Regions from separate parts of the Homo sapiens genome. Here region 2 is linked to region 1. Evidence: chromatin loops called from intact Hi-C (ENCODE). Cell type or tissue: tibial artery. All regions are shown on one strand. Each heading gives the region's core, and the rest is flanking DNA. Links, peaks and the distances in the headings are about the cores only.

The links. A loop is a pair of places that touch in the nucleus more often than their neighbours do. Peaks named below come from ENCODE experiments on the same cell type or tissue, not always from the same donor. Only the 100,000 strongest peaks of a DNase experiment are listed, where the experiment ranks them.
Region 2: a loop joins it to region 1, with 3.0 times the contacts of the local background. A loop is called at or near these places in 30 of 110 quality-filtered maps.

What each region holds. Positions count from the first base shown.
Region 1 is chr5:135,174,830-135,186,235 of GRCh38, reverse strand. All of the region lies in intron 3 of PITX1-AS1 (PITX1 antisense RNA 1), which reads right to left. Among named protein-coding and RNA genes, the nearest start is that of LINC02900, 68 kb to the left of the region's middle. In tibial artery, for the core only: no CTCF peak of the experiment used is centred there; DNase peaks (open chromatin) are centred at 6,685, 9,355 and 9,445.
Region 2 is chr5:134,916,729-134,928,134 of GRCh38, reverse strand. The region is part of intron 2 of PCBD2 (pterin-4 alpha-carbinolamine dehydratase 2); the gene reads right to left. It also overlaps the pseudogene MTCYBP18, the pseudogene MTND6P4, the pseudogene MTND5P11, the pseudogene MTND4P12 and the pseudogene MTND4LP30. Among named protein-coding and RNA genes, the nearest start is that of PCBD2, 17 kb to the right of the region's middle. RefSeq lists enhancers at 865-1,508, 2,355-3,116 and a silencer at 4,082-4,376. In tibial artery, for the core only: no CTCF peak of the experiment used is centred there; a DNase peak (open chromatin) is centred at 7,094.

The DNA.
Region 1 (11,406 bases), core at 2,161-10,160:
AAATGTGGCCTGAAGGAGCAGACCCCTAAGGGCAGGTGACCAGACTCTGGGTGGCAGAAGGCTCCATAAAGAACACTGTATTGTGAGTTTGCCTCGAGAAAGAAATTTTCAACTCCAAAATCTGCCATCACTGACTAGCCCTTTCTCTGTTGGTAAGCCTACTTGTGGGTTCTCTCTTGGAATGCCTGGCGACCACTCCCTTCTGGGACCCTAGACCCCTAGAATAACTGCTAGGGCAAGATGGGCATTCTGAAAGGCTGTCACCCCTCCTCCTGAGCTAGGGCTTGACAACGTTCAATCCTTAGAAGGGAGTGAGGACTGAAGCTGCTGGGTTGGCCTCCCTGCCTTTGTCTAAGACAGGCACTCTAACCACAAAAACAACTCTTGCAATTGGCACCGCTTCCATCACCATAGCAACTGGTGCTTCTAGAAAGGCTAAAGAATTGGTTTAAGATTCACAGCCAAATTTAAATTTCCTCAGCTCACTTTGCTTCTCCCTCATCCCCTACCCATCCTCTGGGACTTTCAAGAGCCTGGGGCTTTAGGCAGCTGGCAGGCTGCATAGCAACACCAGCCCACAGCTGCTGGGCTCTGCCTGGGAGAAGCGGCTGTGCACCCATGCCCAAATGCTGACTGATCACCCTGCTGAGACAGGTGAGGCCACTCAGCCTTCCGCTGGGTTTCTATAGCAACGGAATATTTGTTGGACCACTCATGGGGGAAGGGGAAGCAGGAAAGGTAGATTTTCATTCCTGTTATGGAAGCAGCTTGGGTCACAGTGAGCATTTAGGCCTCACTTGGCCAGAGAAGGCCAAGCTGGGCTCTGCTCACCGGGCAGCAGCCTTGAGATACGAGTCACTGACACCAGCAGGCTGGTGAGGAGAAAGGCATTTGGGGTCCTTATCCCCCACAACCACCACCCTCATTAGATGGTACTTAAACTAATATAATCTAAAGCCATGGATTCTGCCCCTCACATAACATGATACCCCATAGCCCCTCAAATACCTACTTTGCTTGAATGAAAAGGCACACTAGCCTCCAAACTGCCCCCAAAAGGAATAAGGATGTATTGGGGACACTCAGGCCTTGCCCCTGGACTGTAGAGGTGGGGGTTGGCAAGGACATAAAGCAGAGTTTAGTCTAAACCTTGGCCTCTTGCATACGTCTTTGGCTGCGTCAGTCTCCCCGGCTGGGTGAGATATCTCTTCCTGACTGTCTGGGTCAGTAATAATTTGCAATGAGGGCCTATTCCACAAACTAAGAGAGACTGGAGATGGGCTATTAGCTTCAGCTCCTTTCATGTGGAATTACGTCTACTGGCACTAATATGCCATCATTTGAAAGCCTTAACCCAAATGGACGGGCGTCTGCCCCAAGCCAGGGCCGCCTGGACCAAGGCAGCGGGCTCCATGTGCTAGCTATTACAGGGTTGTTTTGTCCCGTCCCCAGTCGGCATTTGTTGCTGCACACTGAGAAACTGCTGTCAGGAAATGTTCTTTTCTAAATTACATAATTAGGGTATTGGGGAGTGTAGTGAAGGCAGATTAGGGGCATCACTTGTTCTTACTGCAAGCAATGATTCAAAGCACATAAGTAAACACTTAAACTACGTGAATGGTTTAATATTGATTAAACAATGATCTCCAAGACTAAACTCTAAGCATGGTAGGTAGAAGGCTCTGGAAGGAGAAAAAACAAAGAGTGGGCTTAATGGTGTGCATTGATTTACAGAGAAGTGTGGACTTTGACCTGCCAGATCAAAATCAGGATTTGCAATGATTACCCAAAATACAGTCCTAGGGTCCCACCCCTGCAAGCTGATGGTGAGGCTGGGGGCTGAATGGTCAGGGTCAAGGATCAAGTTCTTCCCTCAGAAAGGCCAGCTTCTCATCCACACCCACTTCCAGAAATGGAAACTCAGGCAAAGTGTGGGCTCAAATTGCATTTCATTTATTGTTTCTAACTACGGGCCACAGACTTCAACTTGATTAGAAAATTGTGCTGACGCTTCCTGTGAAGCATATCCTGAGACTTCCAGAGGAACTTCAGAAGGGAATTTTTTGCACGTACCCACTTCTTCCAAATGGCATTCCCCCTGCTTGGCAGAGCCTGTGGCCACACATCTGCCCAGACGCCTGGGCAGGAGACTCTGCCAAGGAAGCACTGTTGACCAGCTTCTTGGGCTCCTGTTGGGAGAGGGAAGGTAGGTTCCCTCTAGGATGTGGCTGGAGGACACAGAACTGGTCCCCACTCATTCCTGAGACCACCACCTGTCTGGGGACAGGGTCCTTGCCAGGGGGAAGCCCAAAAGCCACCTCTGGCCTCCTGTGAATGCAGACTCGGCAGTCTCGACTCGCCTCCCTAACTCCTGGCTCGTGCTTTGCATTTTCTCTCTCCCTCATCTGAACTCAAGGCAAGACACTGCCAATTGAACCGGGAGACAGCTGCCAATTAATAATAATATCAATGATACAAATCATTGACAGTTTTGTAAAGCTTACCTTGTGCTAAGCATCGTAAGCTCATTCTTCATCATACTGAGTCATAGCCACCCTTTGTGGTAGGTATCAATATCCACCCCATTGTTTAGATGAATAACCTGAGGCTAAGGGCAACTTACCCCAGATCACACGGCAACTTCATACATTTTCTTTACTTTACAAGCACTCACATAGCTCTTATTTTGTGCCAGGACTGTTCTAAATGGTTTTAAACTATTAACTGGTTAAATCCTCAATGCAACCCTGAGTAATAGGTATTCTTCTTCTTCTTCTTTTTTTTTTTTTTTTTGAGACAGAGTCTTGCTCTGTCACCCAGACTGGAGTGCAATGGCGCGATCTTGGCTCACTGCAACCTCCGCCTCCCCAGTTCAAGCAATTTTCCTGCCCCAGCCTCCAGAGTAGCTGGGATTACCGGCACCCACCATCATGCCCAGCTAATTTCTGTATTTTTGTAGAGACGGGGTTTCACTATGTTGGCCAGGCTGGTCTCAAACTCCTGACCTCAGGTGATCCACCCACCTCAGCCTCCCAAACTGCTGGGATTACAGTTGTGAGCCACTGCGCCCAGCCTTCTTATTTTAAAACGAGCAAACAGACACAGAGAAGTTACTTGTCCTGGGTCGAACAGCCAGTAAGCGACTAAGCCAAGATTCCAACATGCGCAGTCTGACTCCAAAACCCAAGTTCTTAGCCTCTCCATGGGGCTAACAGCAGTCTCTAACAAAAGAAGGAAAAGGAAGTGCCGCTGTGAGAGGGAACAGCCGTGGCACTGTGCTGATGTGAAAAGCGCACAGGTCCACAGCCCAGAGGCCCGGGCCCCAGCACCAGCTCTGCTGTGTGGTGACTGGGAGGCCTCACCACCTGGATGCTAAGGTGACTGGTGGGGACCAGGGACCCTCCAAGGTCTCAAAGTCAGCCTCTAGAAGATTCATGGGGGGTAGGTAATTCTGCCAAGAGCCCTAGAAGACTGGGGGTGCCCTGCTCTGCTCCTCCCCAGCCCTACTCCCACCCTTCCTCACCTTCCCCCTTGAGCCAGGCCTGGGGGGATTCTCTACTGGGGAATTCATATACATCCCCTTCCTCTGCATGAATGCTCAGGCTCCTAACTCCACACACAACCAATTCAAATGACGTTCCCATTTCTGCCAGTCCCCTGCAAAACCAATGGGGGCAGAATACAGAAGGGCACGCAAAATGAAAATCCTGCAACGGTATATTCCTTCTCATGTATATGTTTAAAATATGTCCAAAAAATAAAAATATCCCCCAACCCACCCACATAAACACACTGCCATAAACAGCTGAAGTGCTCCGTGTGGAAAATCCATCAGGGTAACTATGGACAAAGCCATTCAGGCTCAGCCCTAGTCTAGCCTAGGGCCTCAGAGTCCTCAGCCTCCCTTTGCTCAGGGCTGGGCCAGCAGCTGGCTGTGGGACCACGTGGAGGCTTCCTTGCTCTCCATGTTTCCTATGGCTCAATGGCTCTGTCCACTGTCTCCCAGCCTTGAACAACCTCCAAACATCTGGGCTAGGCCATGCTCACTAAATTCTATTCGTAACCTCCAAAATCAACACTTATGATTGCTTTCATGGTCATTTGCAGACATGCATAGAGTACTGAAACACCTGAGTCACCTGATGTACAAGTGTCCAGCTGAAGTTAAACCCTCTGCCTTCTTGTCTCAGCTCATACTGTAAACAAGTGTCCTTTCTTTCTTTTTTTTTTCTTTTTTTTTTTTTTAAGATGGAGTTTGCTTTTGTTGCCCAGGCTGGAGTGCAGTGGTACAATCTCGGCTCACTGCAACCCCCGCCTCCCAGGTTCAAGGGATTCTGTTGCCTCAGCCCCTGAGAAGCTGAGATTACAGGTGTTCACCACCAGGGCCAGCTAATTTTTACTATTTTTAGTAGAGATGGTTTTTCACCATGTTTGGTCAGGCTGATCTCAAACTCCTGATCTCAAATGATCCTCCTGCCTTGGCCTCCCAAAGTGCTGGGATTACAGGCATGAGCCGCCACACCCAGACAACAAGTATCCTTTCTGCTGTGTGTAGGGTTATGTGTTTTTTCTTTTTTCTTATATTATTGTTCTTTTTGTTGGTGGTTTTGCTGTTTAAAATAGCCCCCAAGAATACTTCTGTGAAATGTTCCTAAGAGCAAGAAGGCCATGATGTACTTTATAGAGAAAATAGTTGTGTTAGAGCAGGGGCTTCCAATCTTTTGGCCTCCCTGGGCCACATTGGAAGAAGAATTGTCTTGGGCCACACGTAAAGTACACTAACACTAACGATAGCTAATGAGCTAAAAAAAAATCGTCAAAAAAAATCTCATAATGTTTTTAAAAAGTTTATGAATTTGTGTTGGGCCACATTCAAAGCTGTCCTGGGCCTCATGCAGCCTGCAGGCCACGGGTTGGACAAGCTGTGTTAGATGATAAGCATGAGTTACAACGCTACTGGCCATGAAGTCGATGTTTCTGAATCATCAACATATATTAAATAAGGTGCTTTAAACAGTAACACACATAAAACAAGGTTATGTATTGATCAGTTGACAAAAATGTGACCAGAAGCTCACAGGAACCTAACTTTGTATTGTCCCTAGGAGCAGTGGTTTAGTATTTGCTAATTCGGTGTTGGTGGGGACTTTATAGAACATAACTAGTGCAAGTAATGAGAATCGACCGGAGTTTCGGTCCTTGGGAAGATGGGGATGCAGGAGACAAAGTGCCAATAGCTAATGACAACTACTATTCGTGGAGCACTCTCTTCCTGGGCCAGGCCCCTGTTACCTCACAGAACACTGTCTTTTTCTTTAGTCCATTTATGCCTAGTGTTCCATTATTGGAACACTGAGCATGTGGGAGTTATTTATATCCTACTGCTCAAGGTCACCACCAAGTTCTGATTGCAAAAATTCAAAAAATTGCAACCTCAGGCATAAATGGGTTAATAATCATGTCTAACATAATAATAATGGCTGCTAACACCAAGTGAACACTCACTGTGAGCCAGGCACATACCAAACGCTTCATATTGATCACACAGATCTCATCGAATCCTCCCGTACCTGTGAAACCTGGGGGGTTTTAGGCCTCATGCCTGCTGTTCACAGCAAGTGTTCAGCACACTCACCTGTCCCGGGTTTTGGGTTTCTCATGTGGCAGGCTGTGCCTGGCTGGGAAAAGCCATTGCTTCAAGGATTTTTAGAACATTTTCCAGCTCTGGAGTGCACAGTGGAGGATGAAGGAACCAGGGACTCAGCCTGCTTGACAGTGGCTAAGAGAGCAGGCAGCCAGCTCATCCCCAGGATGTGCCACAAGCCTAGTACCACTGAGTCCCAGCCAACCGCAGGGCTGAGCTGCCCCTCTGCTGACCGCAGCAGGTGCCATACTGACATCCCTCCTTGTGACTTAGCTACCAGCAACTTGCTCTCACCCACCTTGGTGTGGAGGGAGAGCCCAGTTCCCAGCCTCAGCTTCACCCCAGCTAAGCTGCAAAAGCCTGAGCATGGTAGCACTTGGCACATCAGTGGCCCTAGGCCACAGTCACCTTCCCCAGGTGACGCTAAGCAAGCAACTCACTTCTCCTACCTGTGGTTTTTCCTGCCTACAAAGTGGGAATAATTACACTCCCGCTTCCAAGTTTTCACATCTACTATCTCACAATTTAGAAGAGAAACAGGCAGGGCCAGTTAAAAAAAAGAAAACACAAAGACAGTGATTGTTATTATTGCTGATAACATTAGATGAATAAAGTAATATTCCCTGGACACTAAAGAGAAACAAAGTGGCAGCATTAATTATCTCATTTTTGACATTTTTCATTATGGCAGGATAGGTGGGGCTCCTCAAAAGCCAAATGCTCAGAATATTCCTGCCATTGAGCTGTCCATGGGAAGAGGTGTATAAGGCGTCTACTGACCACCAGGGGAACTAATCCCCTCTAGGTTGCTGCCAGTCCTACCCACAGCCAGGAAGAGTGAGAAAGGCTCAGAAACAGCCCCCAACAGGTGAGGAGAGGGAGCAAAAGCCCTTCTCAAAAGCAGGGCCCCAGAGAAGATATAAACAGGGCTGAGCGGCAGGATGGGCTGGGACAATTCCCTCCTCCTGCTGCGAGGTAGAAGCTGTGACCCTGCAGTCCCAACAGCCCCACCTGCTTCTTGGCTGCCCCTGCCGGAAACACGCAGGGCCCAAGCCTGGACAGCAGGAGCCCAGGTAAGCGGCCCCAGGTGCAGAAGTGGCCTTGGCCACAGGAAGTCCTGTCTCCCGCCTACGGCTAATTGCCACCACTGCAGAGGAGCCGAGCTAATTATACAAAAGTATGTGGCTCCCACATTCCCGGGCCACCACACACTTGCACACACCTCACAGGAGACCAGCCTGACTCCGGCATCCACCCCAGCCCCCTCCTGGCTCCTCTGAGCCTCCAGAGATGTCCCCTCTCCTGCAGCCTTCTCTATAAGCTCTTCAGGTAAGCCCCAGCAGCAGTTCCCTCCACTCTCCCTTTGCCTGCCTCTGAGGCACTTAACCCTCATCTTTACCTAATGTAAATATTTAATCCTGTACATTTAGGATCTGCCTGTCACCTGCCTCCAGTCTGTTCTCTCATCATCCAAATGGTCTTCCTGCCAGACCCGGGGCAGACCCAGGACTCCAAAGGGCTCTCTCTCCCCAGAGAGCTCCCCGACACAGCCCGGCACCTAGCTGACAGTAACCATGCATGGGGGGTGACAAATGTTCGAACCAGTTGTGCAACCTCAGTCAACGTGTGCGCTCTGAGCTTTAATTTTCTTATTTGTAAAATGAAGCTACCACCACCTGCCTCACAGAGTTTCTGGGGAATTGAAACCTAGCACGGTGCCTGACATATAGTAGGTAGCTCATAAATGCTTACTGAATTCCCAGCAAGCATTCGTGATGGGCTGGGGCCTTGCGCATCTAAAACAGAACTCATCCACCCATGTGCAAGTATCCTTCCCTCCCCGCACCCACTCTAACGAGAACTCGATGCCAGCCCATCCCTGCCTCCGTGATGCACTCAAGAGCCTGGTAGGCAGGACAGGGGAGGATGGAGCTGCAGAAGGGCTGAGTTGAGAGACAGGGTCCACCCACATAATCAAGTCCTGGAAAGGGGGCAGGAGAAGAGAAAAGGAAAAGCTGGATGTGGGGAGAGACCCTAAGGGCCGTGGGTGGCCAAGACCTGCACTGGCCAGGGCTCAAGAGTGCTGCTGGGGCACAGGACAGGGATGCCCAACCTTCAGCCTTCTTTCAGAAGACAATAAAGGGTCAGCTTTCTAATTACTTCTGGCTGCCTGAGTGTGCAGAGACTGGGCCATGAGGGGCCCTGGGGCTAGGAGGATGACACACCCTTGTCTTTGTCCATGCTCTCAACACTCCTGTAAGGCAGATTTTTGTCTCCATTAAACAGATGAGAAAACTGAGGTTCAGAAAGATTAAATGACTTGCCTGAGGTTACACAGACAGTCAGAGCCAGAGCCAGGCCTCCCTCCAGATCTGCTGTCTTCTGAGCCTGTGCTGCTAACCATGTCATGCTCAGAAAGTGGCATCACCGCGCGGCATCACTGCTTTACTCTAGAACATGGGGGTGAAGACGTGCCCACTGAGTGACTCCTGCCACTTCTTGAGGAAATGTGGTCTCACCTCAGCAAATGGGGTCCTGAGCCCCTACAGAGTGTCGGGGTGCCAGGCCCCATGGGGACACACACAGGAAGGATAGGCCGGCTGAAGGAGCCCCTCATCCTGCAGTCCTTTGCCAGCAGAACCAGCACCAACACAAGGGAGTGTGTGGGGTAGTGACAACCACCAGCACCAAGGGTGGTGCCCTGAGCCAGGAGAGCTGCACTCGGCCTAAGAGAGCTAGGAAAGCTAGGGAGGCTTCTCAGAGGTGGTGATCTATGGCCACCTGGGAGGATGAGCAGGACTTAAATAAAAGAGACAGGGACCTGGGTAGAGGAAGTGAGATAAGCACAGGTGTGGAGGTGTGGGGGCACCAGTGTCCCCTGGGGAGGAGGGCAGACAGCGGGACCCGTGGATGTAGTGGGTGTGCAGGCTGAGATGTGGGACATGAGGCTGACTCCACAGGGCCTGTGTGCCTGGGTGAGAAGTCGGGACATCTTTCCAGAGGCACCAGAGAGGGATCTGGTGGTGGTGAGAGAAGCAGCACTGGGCAGGGACCTGCCTTCCTCCCCCAAGATGAAGTCTCCCCAGATAGCAAGGGTGCCTTGGGCTCTCTCTCACCTGAGGCTCTCAGGCCCTACTGGAGGAGGAAGGTGCAGAACATGGAGCTTCTGAACCAAGAGAAATGGTCTTCCTAGCCTTCTGAGGGATGCATTCCAAAGCGAATCGAGATTGTATGTTTCAGAGTAAAGAGAAGGGTGGTTAGGCTCCCCTGACCACCACCTCACCACCTCCCATGGACCCTGCCCTACCTGCCATGCCTGGCCCATGGAGAGAAGCTCCATGATGCCACTGGCAGCACCCACAGGTGGGCCAACACTGCAGCTTCCTCAACGCTGCCCTGCCTGGTGCCCTGGGGGGCTCCCTCCTAGGCGGTCCACCTCCTGTGCACCCTCACAGAGCTGGCTTTCCCTGAGAAGTGTACCAGGTCTGCCAGAGGCCACTCGTCAGCCTGCTGCTGACATCCAGGCCTTTCCCTATGCTCTCCGCTCTGCCGTGACCACATGCCCTTTCCCCCATACCCTCCATTCCCTGCTTCTTCAGGTCTCAAGCCAGATGTGCCTTCCTCCCAGAAGCCTTCCCCAAGCGGCCCTCCTCCGCATGCCCACAGCCTCAGTGCAGTCATCAGTCACCAATGCCTGTCCCAGTCAGTCATCCCCATGGGACTGTGACCACCTGAGGGCAGAGGCTGGTGTGTCCTCTTCACCTAGGCTATATCCCCAGTTCCTGGGCCAGGCTCTGGCCCATAGTTACTGCTTGATAAGGACCACCCGAAAGAAGGATTCCCACAGCCCAAACTTTCTCAGACACCATTCCCTAACCTCTGGACTGAAGGACTCCATCCCATCGCCCAACTAGACTGTTGTCCCTCTAGGTACCAGTCCCACCATCCCCTCGGCTTGGCACTTGCTCAAGCCTCTGAGAAGAACCCATTGTGTGCCAGCCCATCCCTGCCTCCATGATGCACTCCAGAGCCCGGTAGGCAGGACAGGGGAAGGATGGAGCTGGAGAAGGGCTGGGTTGAGAGGCTGGCACTCACTGGAACCTCTAAATGGACTTCCCCGCTCTAGCATGCACCCCACCCAGACAGCACTGGCTCCCTGTCCCTGAGGAAGAAGCCAGCAGGGACTGGAGGTCCAGAGCTCTCCCACCCTGCTGCCTGGCTCTTCTCACCACCAGCCCAAGGCCTTTCCTTTGCCTCCCAGGTCACTGGGCCCAGCGCAGGCAGCTGGCTCCCTCACGCCCTATGATGCCTTTGGCTCAGCCAGGCCATGGCTCCCAGGCCCTCCTCAGGCAGATACACTTGGTCCCTGTACCTCCCTGGGCCTCAATCCCTCATATGTAAAATGGATTCAGCACCTGAGAGATCTGGCAGGAACCTGAGGGGCTTTTTGACACATTGGTCCCCTCCCCTGTTCCTTTAGAAACTTAGGGCAGGCCCAGGGAACATATGCAGAAGGGGAAAGGAATTGTTTTCCTCTGACTTAGCTCAGTACTAACTTTCTAGAAGGCTATTTAGCTAAAAGTATCAGAAGCTTAAAAAACACAGACACCTGGGCCAGTCATGGTGGCTCACGCCTGTAATCCCAGCACTTTGGGAGGCCGAGGTGGGAGGATCACAAGGTCAGGAGTTTGAGACCAGCCTGGACAATATGGTGAAACCCTGTCTCTACTAAAAATACAAAAAAATTAGCTGGGCATGGCAACGCACACCTGTAATCCCAGCTACTCGGGAGGTTGAGGCATGAGAATCATTTGAACCCAGGAGGCAGAGGTTGCAGTGAGCCAAGATCGCGCCACTGCACTCCAGCCTGGACGATAGAGCAAGACTCTGTCTCAAAAAAGAAAAAAAAAAAAAACAAAACATAAAATAAAACAAAACAAAAAACACAGACACCCTTTAACCCCAAAATTCAACTTCCAAACTTTTCTCTTAGAGAAAAGTACACCAAAATGCTGGAACAAAGATGTTAGTTACAATGTAGTTGTGAGGGCTAACACTCAGAAATAACCTATATATCCAAATACAGGAGTGTGGTTTTGAAAACTATAGTATATTCATACCACAGGCCAACATTCCTACCATGCAACCATCACAAATGATGGTGTCAGGGTAAAAGGCCACCATGATATATTATTAAGCAAAGAGAACAAGTTTAAAAAAATGGATCATACTATTTTGTAAGAAAAAGTAACACATATATTTATAGGGGAAAAAACTTCAAAATGTTGACAGTGGTTACCTCTACTTTTCCCGGTTTTTCTAATATTAATATATATTACTTGTGCAGAATAACACTTTTAAAACAATTGTTCATTGATAAAGCCACTGGTTAGATGTCAAAATAGGAAAACCCTAATAATAATCCCAGCCCCACCCCGCCCCCACCTCGCAACATACATACACAGGAGTTGGCACTGAGGCATATACCTAGGTGTATGCATACACTTCCTCTCACCCACCCAGCCAAGCCAACTCACCAGCCATCGGCCCAAGGCTTATTTTAATCCTCAACTGAAATTATTACAACTAAGCAATACAATCCACTGCACTCCAGAACAGATTCCAAGTAGCCACCAGCCTATGTCCTCTACAGGCAGTACCCAGCAACTCCCTGCAGGAGGTGGTAGTAAGACAGCTGCGCTCTGGAGAATGACCACCGACCTCAAGCTCCCAGGGAGCACCAGAGACACGCAATGGTAGGA
Region 2 (11,406 bases), core at 2,168-10,167, 260 kb after region 1:
GTCTTTGCTGCCTGCAAGGCAGCAGTAGGCCTAGCCCTACTAGTCTCAATCTCCAACACGTATGGCCTAGACTACGTACATAACCTAAGCCTACTCCAATGCTAAAACTAATTGTCCCAACAATTATATTACTACCACTGACATGACTCTCCAAAAAACACATAATTTGAATCAACACAACCACTCACAGCCTAATTATTAGCACCATCCCCCTACTATTTTTCAACCAAATCAACAACAACCTATTTAGCTGCTCCTTATCCTTCTCCTCCGACCCCCTAACGACCCCCCTCCTAATACTAACTACCTGACTCCTGCCCCTCACAATCATGGCAAGCCAACGCCACTTATCCAATGAACCACTATCACGAAAAAAACTCTACCTCTCTATACTAATCTCCCTACAAATCTCCTTAATTATGACATTCACAGCCATAGAACTAATCATATTTTATATCTTCTTCGAAACCACACTTATCCCCACCCTGGCTATCATCACCCGATGAGGCAACCAACCAGAACGCCTGAACGCAGGTACATACTTCCTATTCTACACCCTAGTAGGCTCCCTCCCCCTACTCATCGCACTAATCTACACCCACAACACCCTAGGCTCACTGAATATTCTATTACTCACTCTTACTGCCCAAGAACTATCAAACTCCTGAGCCAATAACTTAATATGGCTAGCGTACACAATAGCTTTTATAGTAAAAATACCTCTTTACGGTCTCCACCTATGGCTCCCTAAAGCCCATGTCGAAGCCCCCATCGCTGGGTCAATAGTACTTGCTGCAGTACTCTTAAAATTAGGCGGCTATGGTATAATACGCCTCACACTCATTCTCAACCCCCTGACAAAACATATAGCCTACCCCTTCCTTGTACTATCCCTGTGAGGCATAATTATAACAAGCTCCATCTGCCTGCGACAAACAGACCTAAAATCGCTCATTGCATACTCTTCAATCAGCCACATAGCCCTCGTAGTAACAGCCATCCTCATCCAAACCCCCTGAAGCTTCACCGGCGCAGTCATTCTCATAGTCGCCCACGGACTTACATCCTCATTACTATTCTGCCTAGCAAACTCAAACTACGAACGTACCCACAGTCGCATCATAATTCTCTCTCAAGGACTTCAAACCCTACTCCCACTAATAGCCTTTTGATGACTTCTAGCAAGCCTCACTAATCTCGCCTTACCCCCCACTATTAACCTACTAGGAGAACTCTCTGTGCTAGTAACCACATTCTCCTGATCAAATATCACTCTCCTACTTACAGGACTCAACATACTAATCACAGCCCTATACTCCCTCTACATATTTACCACAACACAATGAGGCTCGCTCAGCCACCACATTAACAACATAAAACCCTCATTCACACGAGAAAACACTCTCATGTTCATACACCTATCCCCTATCCTCCTCCTATCCCTCAACCCCGATATCATTACCGGGTTTTCCTCCTGTAAATATAGTTTAACCAAAACATCAGATTGTGAATCTGACAACAGAGGCTCACGACCCCTTATTTACCGAGAAAGCGCATAAGAACTGCTAACTCATATCCCCATGTCTAACAACATGGCTTTCTCAACTTTTAAAGGATAACAGCCATCCGTTGGTCTTAGGCCCCAAAAATTTTGGTGCAACTCCAAATAAAAGTAATAACCATGTACGCTACTATACCCACCCTAGCCCTAACTTCCTTAATTCCCCCTATCCTTACCACCCTCATTAACCCTAATAAAAAAAACTCATATCCCCATTAAGTAAAATCCATTATCGCATCCACCCTTGTTATTAGTCTCTTCCCCACAACAATATTCATATACCTAGACCAAGAAGTCATTATCTCAAACTGACACTGGGCAACAACCCAAACAACCCAACTCTCCCTAAGCTTCAAACTAGATTATTTCTCCATAATATTTATCCCTGTAGCACTGTTCGTTACGTGATCCATCATAGAATTCTCACTATGATATATAAGCTCAGACCCAAACATTAATCAATTCTTCAAATACCTACTCATCTTCCTAATCACCATACTAATCCTAGTCACTGCTAACAACCTATTCCAGCTATTCATCGGCTGAGAAGGCGTAGGAATTATATCCTTTTTACTCATTAGTTGATGATACGCCCGAGCAGATGCCAACACAGCAGCTATTCAAGCAATCCTATACAACCGTATCGGCGACATCGGTTTCATCCTTGCCCTAGCATGATTTCTCCTACACTCCAACTCATGAGACCCACAACAAATAACCCTCCTAAGTGCTAATCCAAGCCTCACCCCACTACTAGGCTTCCTCCTAGCAGCAGCAGGCAAATCAGCTCAATTAGGCCTTCACCCCTGACTCCCCTCAGCCATAGAAGGCCCCACCCCTGTCTCAGCCCTACTCCACTCAAGCACTATAGTTGTAGCAGGAGTCTTCCTACTCATCCGCTTCCACCCCCTAGCAGAGAATAACCCACTAATCCAAACTCTCACACTATGCCTAGGCGCTATCACCACTCTGTTCGCAGCAGTCTGCGCCCTTACACAAAATGACATCAAAAAAATCGTGGCCTTCTCCACTTCAAGCCAACTAGGACTTATAATAGTCACAATCGGCATCAACCAACCACACCTAGCATTCCTGCACATCTGTACCCACGCCTTCTTCAAAGCCATACTATTTATATGCTCCGGATCCATCATCCACAACCTCAACAATGAACAAGATATTCGAAAAATAGGAGGACTACTCAAAACCATACCTCTTACTTCAACCTCCCTCACCATTGGCAACCTAGCATTGGCAGGAATACCCTTCCTCACAGGTTTCTACTCCAAAGACCACATCATCGAAACCGCAAACATATCATACACAAACGCCTGAGCCCTGTCTATTACTCTCATCGCCACCTCCCTGACAAGCGCCTATAGCACTCGAATAATTCTTCTCACCCTAACAGGTCAGCCTCGCTTCCCAGCCCTCACTAACATTAACGAAAACAACCCCACCCTACTAAACCCCATTAAACGCCTAACAATCGGAAGCCTATTTGCAGGGTTTCTCATCACCAACAGCATTCTCCCCACATCCACCCCCCAAATGACAATCCCACTTTACTTAAAACTCACAGCCCTAGGCGTCACTTCCCTAGGACTTCTAACAGCCCTAGATCTCAACTACCTAACCAACAAACTCAAAATAAAATCCCCACTGTATACATTTTACTTCTCTAATATACTCGGATTTTACCCTAGTATCATACACCGCACAGTCCCTTATCTAGGCCTTCTTACAAGCCAAAACCTACCCCTACTCCTCCTAGACCTGGCCTGACTAGAAAAGCTACTACCTAAAACAATCTCACAACACCAAATCTCCGCCTCCATCATCACCTCAACCCAAAAAGGCATAATCAAACTTTATTTCCTCTCTTTCTTCTTCCCACTCATCCTAACCCTACTCCTAATCACATAATCTATTCCCCCGAGCAATCTCTAGTACAATATACACACCAACAAACAATGTTCAACCAGTAACTACTACTAATCAACGCCCATAATCATACAAAGCCCCCGCACCAATAGGATCCTCCCGAATCAGCCCTGACCCTTCTCCTTCATAAATTATTCAACTTCCCACACTATTAAAATTTACCACAACCACCACCCCATCATACTCTTTCACCCATAACACTAATCCTACTTCCATCACCAACCCCACTAAAACACTTACCAAGACCTCAACCCCTGACCCCCATGCCTCAGGATACTCCTCAATAGCCACCGCTGTAGTATATCCAAAAACAACCATCATTCCCCCCAAATAAATTAAAAAAACCATTAAACCCATGTAACCTCCCCCGTAATTCAGAATAATAACACACCCAATCACACCACTAACAATCAATACTAAACCCCCATAAATAGGAGAAGGCTTAGAAGAAAACCCCACAAACCCCATTACTAAACCCACACTCAACAGAAATAAAGCATACATCATTATTCTTGCACGGGCTACAACCACGACCAATGATATGAAAAACCATCATTGTATTTCAACTACAAGAACACTAATGACCCCAATACGCAAAATTAACCCCTTGATAAAATTAATTAACCGCTCATTTATCGACCTCCCCACCCCATCCAATATCTCCGCATGATGAAACTTCGGCTCACTTCTTGGTGCCTGCCTAATCCTCCAAATCACCACAGGACTATTCCTAGCCATACACTACTCACCAGACGCTTCAACCGCCTTCTCATCGATCGCCCATATCACCCGAGACGTAAATTATGGCTGAATCATCCGCTACCTTCACGCCAATGGCGCCTCAATATTCTTCATCTGCCTCTTCCTACACATCGGCCGAGGCCTATATTACGGCTCATTTCTTTACCTAGAAACCTGAAACATTGGCATCATCCTCCTACTTACAACTATAGCAACAGCCTTCATGGGCTATGTCCTCCCATGAGGCCAAATATCCTTCTGAGGGGCCACAGTAATTACAAACCTGCTATCCGCCGTCCCATACATCGGAACAGATCTGGTCCAATGAATCTGAGGAGGCTACTCAGTAGATAGTCCCACCCTCACACGGTTCTTTACCTTTCACTTTATCTTGCCCTTCATTATCACAGCCCTAGCAGCGCTCCACCTTCTATTCCTACACGAAACAGGATCAAACAACCCCCTAGGAATCACCTCCCATTCCGACAAAATCACCTTCCACCCCTACTACACAATCAAAGACATCCTCGGCTTATTTCTCTTTCTTCTCACCCTAATGACGTTAACACTATTCTCACCATGGTTAGGCCTTCCCTAACCATGCTCCTCAAAGAGAATTAGGTCTTCCCATTATTCTCTCTCACAGCACTCCTTTCTGATGCAGAGGCAGTATCTGAGCCACTAACAGTATGGATTGCCTGGAATCCAATCCTGACTCCACACTTACTAGCTGTGAGACCTTGGGCAAGTCACTTAGCAAGTCTCAGTTTCCTCCTCTGTAAAATTTGGGAAATCTATTTCACAGAGTTCTGTGAAGATTAAATGAATGAATACATGTAAAGTCCTTCCCATAGTGCCATGACCCATAGTTTAAGTGTTCACTAACCATTTGCTGTTAAGATTTTCCTTCCTAGGGCCGGGCAGGTGGCTCACGCCTGTAATCCCAGCACTTTGGGAGGCGGAGGTGGGTGGATCACGAGGTCAGGAGATCGAGACCATCCTGGCTAACACGGTGAAACCCCGTGTCTACTAAAAAAATAAATAAATAAATACAAAAAATTAGCTGGGCGTGGTGGCGGGCACCTGTAATCCCAGCTACTCGGGAGGCTGAGGCAGGAGAATAGCGTGAACCCAGGAGGCGGAGCTTGCAGTGAGCCCAGATCACGCCACTGCACTCCAGCCTGGGTGACAGAGCGAGACTCCGTCTCAAAAAAAAAAAAAAAAAGATTTTCCTTCCTGGCACTTAGCATAACTTGTAATGATACATTAACTTTTTTCTTTGTTTACATTCTCCCTCCCCCACTATACTGTATGCTCTGTGAGGATAAGGACAGTATCGGCTTTGTTAACTGATACCCCAGTGTCTGGCATAGTGTCTAGCCTACAGTAAGTGTTTGATAACTGTTTATTGTTAAGTGCATAAAAATCAAGAAAAACTTTCTAGAAATAGGTGGGATGTGAACAGAAGGGGCAGGATAGTGTGAGATGGGGCATGGAAAGGAGAAGAACAGTTTGAATAAAGGAAGAAAAGAACTGAACTGAGGAGCTGGGTGTGGTGGCTCACACCTGTAATCCCAGCTACACAAGAGACTGAGGCAGGAGGATCGCTTGAGCCCAGGAGTTCCAGGCTGCAACCTGGGTGACCGAACAAGACCCCATCTCTAAAAACAAAACAAAACAAAAACAAAAAAACCACTGAACTGAGATGAAAAGGGCCTTGGTTCCAATTCCTGCATGGACACTAATTTTTGTGGCCTTGGTCAAGGTACTCACCCTGTCTGAGCCTTGTTTTCCCCACTTCTTCAGTGAAAGGGATGAGTAGGTGACCTCTCATGAACATTGCAGTTCTAATCTCTGAGCAAAGAGGCTTCTTGCAGAGTAATGCGAGGTAGGCTTAGGGCTGGGCTGTGGGCAGCTTTGAAAACCTCTGAGAAGATGAAGCATGCCCTATAAAATATAATTGGAAGGCAGTGAGATTATCTGAGCAGAGACCAACTTGGTCATGACAAAGTGGCACGCAGGCCAGTGGAAGCAGGAAGAGCCTAAAGGTAACATGTGGCCAGGAAGCTCCTACCAGAACTCTAGAGGGAAGGCAGCTGTATCCAGGCCAGCAGCACAGTCCTGTGAAAGGCACTACAGGACGACTGACCAGTTCTTGGTAACAAATCACCAGGATAATTCTTCCGTTTCAGGTCTAGGTGCTTGAGAGGATGCTGGTGTGGCTACTGAGAGGAACAAGCCATTTGAAGGACAGTTAGAGAGACAAGAGTTTGCTTTCAGACACCCTAAACTGGTGGGAAAGCTACCCCAGGAGAGTACGCCACAGGAACCCCCCTGTACTCTGTGGCCCAGCTCACTGAACCCATTTTAGGGCCCTTATTTCCCAACACACTGCAGACAAAGTATGTCCTCTTACTCCCTGTCCTAGACCTATGTCACCTGCTAACCCCTCCCTTAGTGCCTTCCCTTACAACCACATACCAGATCTTCAAGAACCAACTCAAAACTCCCCTTCTCCAGGCAGCAGCCACCCTGAAGTGCACCTCCTGTGGCTTATTAGCACAGCACTTCACATTCTAGTACCTGACTAACATGGTAAGCTGAAAAAAATCAATCACCTTGTACAATTCAGATGTGCCACCTCCCCAGCAAAACTAGGAGATCTTCTGGGCAGAAACGAAACCAGGTCCTTCTGTTGCATCTTCCTCCTTCCACCTCTTGGATCCAGACCAGCACTAGCCCCTCAGTGGATATAAGCCCAACAGCTCTGCTGGGTTCACGAATCCTGACAGAACCACACCATGTGACTCCTGGCCCAGCCAGCCTGGGGCTGCTCCACCCACCTGGTGCATGTCCACCGACAGGGCTGCGATGGCGAGGACAGGGCACTTGAAGTCAGTTTGATGTATGATATAGCAAAAAGCCTCAGCAGCTGGGCTCAACGCCTGTATTCCCAACACTTTGGGAGGCCAAGGCGGGCGGATCACTTGAGCTCAGGAGTTCAAGTACAGCCTGGCCATGTTGGCCATGTTGGTGAAACACCATCTCTACTAAAAATACAAAAAATTAGCCAGGCTTGGTGGCAGGTGCCTCTAATCCCAGCTACTTGAGAGGCTGAGGTGGGAGAATCGCTTGAACCTAGGAGGTGGAGGTTGCAGTGAGCCAAGATCACACCATTGCACTCCAGCCTAGCCGACAGAGCGAGACTCCGTCTCAAAAAAAAAAAAAAGCCTCCATCCTGCCCTGTTGGCAGAGAGCACACAAGCAAACAGAGTCATTAGCAGCATTTGCTGTTTTGATAGGATTGATTTTAATGATACAATTAAATGACCTTTGATTGCTCAACAGTGATACCTGGGCTACTCCCAAACAAGTACAGCTTTGTTTGTTTCAGCTGGCGAATATTCCCTTCCTCTGGGAAGTATGGTAAAACCCATTTAAGGGAGAAAACTAATCCAGCAAGTAGTCCTTGGAAAACAAGATCTCGCCTAAAACAACAAAATCAAAAAAACAACCTTTCTATGTCACAGTAGGATCTAAAAATGTTGCTGTGGGAACCAGGGATGTGAGTCTTGCATCTGGTAACTGTGACATGACCCAGTATGACCACAAGTAATTCCATGATCTCAATCTTGTTTAGTGTCTTTCTGCGAAATTCAGTAAATGAGTCAGAATGCCCCACTCTAACCTAGATCAAAAGCGCAACATAATAGTAATTCTCTGCAACACAGGGGAGAGAATATTACTGCTTTGTTTTGTTTAAAAGGATGTAAGAAAAAGAGCAAAACATGGAGAGCTCAAAGCCAGGAAGAAGAACCTCAGCCACCTGCCCACACCGCTGGACCGAATCCCTCCTGAGGGCAGAAAGCAACTGGCCGCTACCCAGCCACAGGAATGTGAGTGCAGCACTGCTCAGCCACTACAGCTGCTCCATCAGGCACCCAATATTTGTATTCTGACACATCTAAATGCAAGTTCTGTGTCATGGCCCTAAAGCACCACAACTATGGACAAAACTGCAGTGCAAACCCGAAAGCTATTGATAATGGCAGTACTGAAGCGGTGGGCAGGCATACTAACGAAAAACAGAAACAGAACAGAAATGAGCAAGACCAAAATACTTTTAAGTTATTATTTAAGGTCTCCTTTCAATTATTTTCTGCAATTATTGAGCCAGCAGTCTATTGTTATTAATTCACAGTCAACCTATTTAAGCGGTACCAGCAATGCAGGCAAATGCCTCAGCAATTTCCTAAGTTTTGGGTGTTATTTTCTTGTCAGTTAAATTTAAAGCAACCCATTTGTGACCACTTTATACCAAGTTAATCTCATCTAAAGTGCTTCACAGACCCTAACAGCTACACTAAGGTTTTATACTAATGAAAGCAATTTACATAAATGAAATTTATGTCACTGCATTTCATGACAAATTTTTTATTTTATAATAATTATGGTACTTATATGATAACATCTGTTGATATTCACAGTCTAAACCTGGCACAGATTTAAACCCACAACATTTTCCATGCATCATGTACATTATCTGTGAAAAGCAATAAAAAAAAGCAATGAATGCATTAATCATACCAATATCATCTGCAAAGCATAAATCTGAAATACCTTTCACGTCAGCTCAAACTGCTTTTTTATTTTTTACACACCTGATTTTACTCCATCTGTAAAAGGGCAAGACAAAGACTGTTGAGGAAATTATACTTCTTGGCTGCTTGACTTTAACAAAATACTCAGGCTAAGTTCTGTAAACAGAAGATTTACTACATGACTAAGAGCAAATTATGCAGTTAAAAGTCCATTTTTATTAAAGGGTGGTGTAAGGACCATGGTGTTTTCACACTGCAGTGTGGTGTCATATTTGCATTGTTGACACCTGTTTTACATTTCTCCTCATCTATCTGTTGCATGCGCTTTTACAAATACACGCCAGGTCTAGACCTACTGTACGACACAATCAGCAGCAACAAAGCTCCAAATGATAACATTTCAGGCTCTTATTTCCCTACCCTGGTGGACGCCAACACTGACATTCTAGCCACCTCCTGGGAGCATCAGCGTGGTCCTGCTCAGGAAGAACTCCAAAGGGAACACCAACATGAACACTACACAGATATTTTTACTAGCTTCTCACACTTTAGGTAAAGTTTGCTAAAATATGAGTGTCTCTATTCTATTCCAATGAAAACTATGAACACTTTCTCAGGTTTCTAGTCTGCTGTGGTTACAAAGCCAATCATGAGCACATGTTAAATGCAACAGTGTGTGTGACAGCCATACGAGTTTTCACTTTACCTGGTGCCAGACACACAAACACTAGCTTATACTTTCAAATCAAAACGACATTTTTTAATTTTTATTTTATTTTATTTTTTGAGATGGAGTACTCTGTCGCCCAGGCTGGAGTGCAGTGCCGTGATCTCTGCTCACTGCAACCTCCGCCTCCCGGGTTCAAGCCATTCTCCTGCCTCAGCCTCCCAAGTAGCTGGTATTACAGGCACCTTCTACCACGCCCAGCTGATTTTTGTATTTTTAGTAGAGAAGGGGTTTCGCCATTTTGGCCAGGCTGGTGTCGAACTCCTGACCTCTGGTGACCCGCCTGCTTCGGCCTCCCAAAGTGCTGGGATTACAGGTGTGAGCCACCATGCCCAGCACAAAATGACATTTTCTAACCTATATGATGCCCAGGCCACAGGCATCCTCTTTGGGAGTGCTTCCCTATCCTCCACAGGTAGAATATCCTCTTTAAAGAGTGCACAGATGCATTACTCACTCATAACTTTGATGTGCACAACAAAGAACAATCAAACCCAAACTAATTCATTCACAATGAGAGCTATCGAGACTTCCACCAATATTCTGTGGAGGATTGTTAAGACTTTCATCAGCAGTTGTCTTTCTTCTGGTATCATCAAGCCTTTGACTTCACTAAGTGTTTCAAAATGTTCACCATAAGCCTATTATCAAATTCCTCAATAAAACATTTTTATAAAGTAAGGCAGCAAAAGTAACTTTGAACTGCTCTACACAGGAGTCTCTGTGGACACAGGAAAAGAAACATTTTACGAACCCCAAAGTCACATATGGTGCTACTGCTGCTAGGATGTGCAGAGCACCACCAACCCAGCCTGGGCACCCAGAGAACTCCTCCTCCCTCCCGCTGCAGCTCCAGAAAGCTTCAGTGGCAGCAGCACAGCAACCAAAAGGTGAGGGTGATGAACAAGATACAAAACCAATAAAGCTTGGACTTTGCCCTGAATATCAACCAGCTCATATGATTCCATCCAATATGACTGAATGCCCTGCTGGGCAGGCCCACCGAAGAAAGCACAGACAGGGCCCAGGAGCTCCTCCGCAGAGAACCACCGCTGATTCTCACAAAGCTTGGTCCCTTCCTCCTGAATCACCATTGGAAACTCCTCATGTCCTACACACAAAATTTATCATTCACCCAAGCGCCCAGCCACTGCCGCTTACCTGTTCCTGATCCTGAGCTTATTTCCATGCTGAACAAGGGTAGCCCCAGGTATTCAGAAGTGAAAGAACAGGGACAGCCTTCTGGGGGGCAGAAAGGGGTGTTGCCGCCTGGCCCGGCTGGGCTCCTGCCCTGGAGGGCTCCACCTGCTGGCACCTGTAGTAGCTATTTCCTAGGTTCCAAAGCCTCACCTTCTGCACCTACTTTTAAACTTAAAATCTCCTCGGATTTTGTAAGCTTCCAGTTCATCCCATACATGTCAATGCATAACAAAATCTGTCTTTATGGGACTCTCACACCCACATTTCTACCTGACATTTTGTTCTTTCAACACAGACATCCTGCAGTTACCAAACACCTAAGTTTATATGTCACTTGCAGACCTCTCCCACCTTCTGTCTACAGGAACAACAAAAAAGCAAAGTTCCTTTACAAATGCCAATCCCACCCTGTCTGGGTCCAAGCACTCCTAGTGTGGAAACTCCCTGCCTCGAGTCCCACCACTGCCATGCTCTGTCTGCTCACAGAGTCACTGTCTGTCACCAACATACTGTCCATTGACGCACTGCAGAGCCCATGTACCACCACCAAGGGTGGAAACAGGAGGCTAACAGCAACTGACACCTATGGCTACTTCATCCACCTATGCTAGGAGAATCCCTTGAAAACTCCG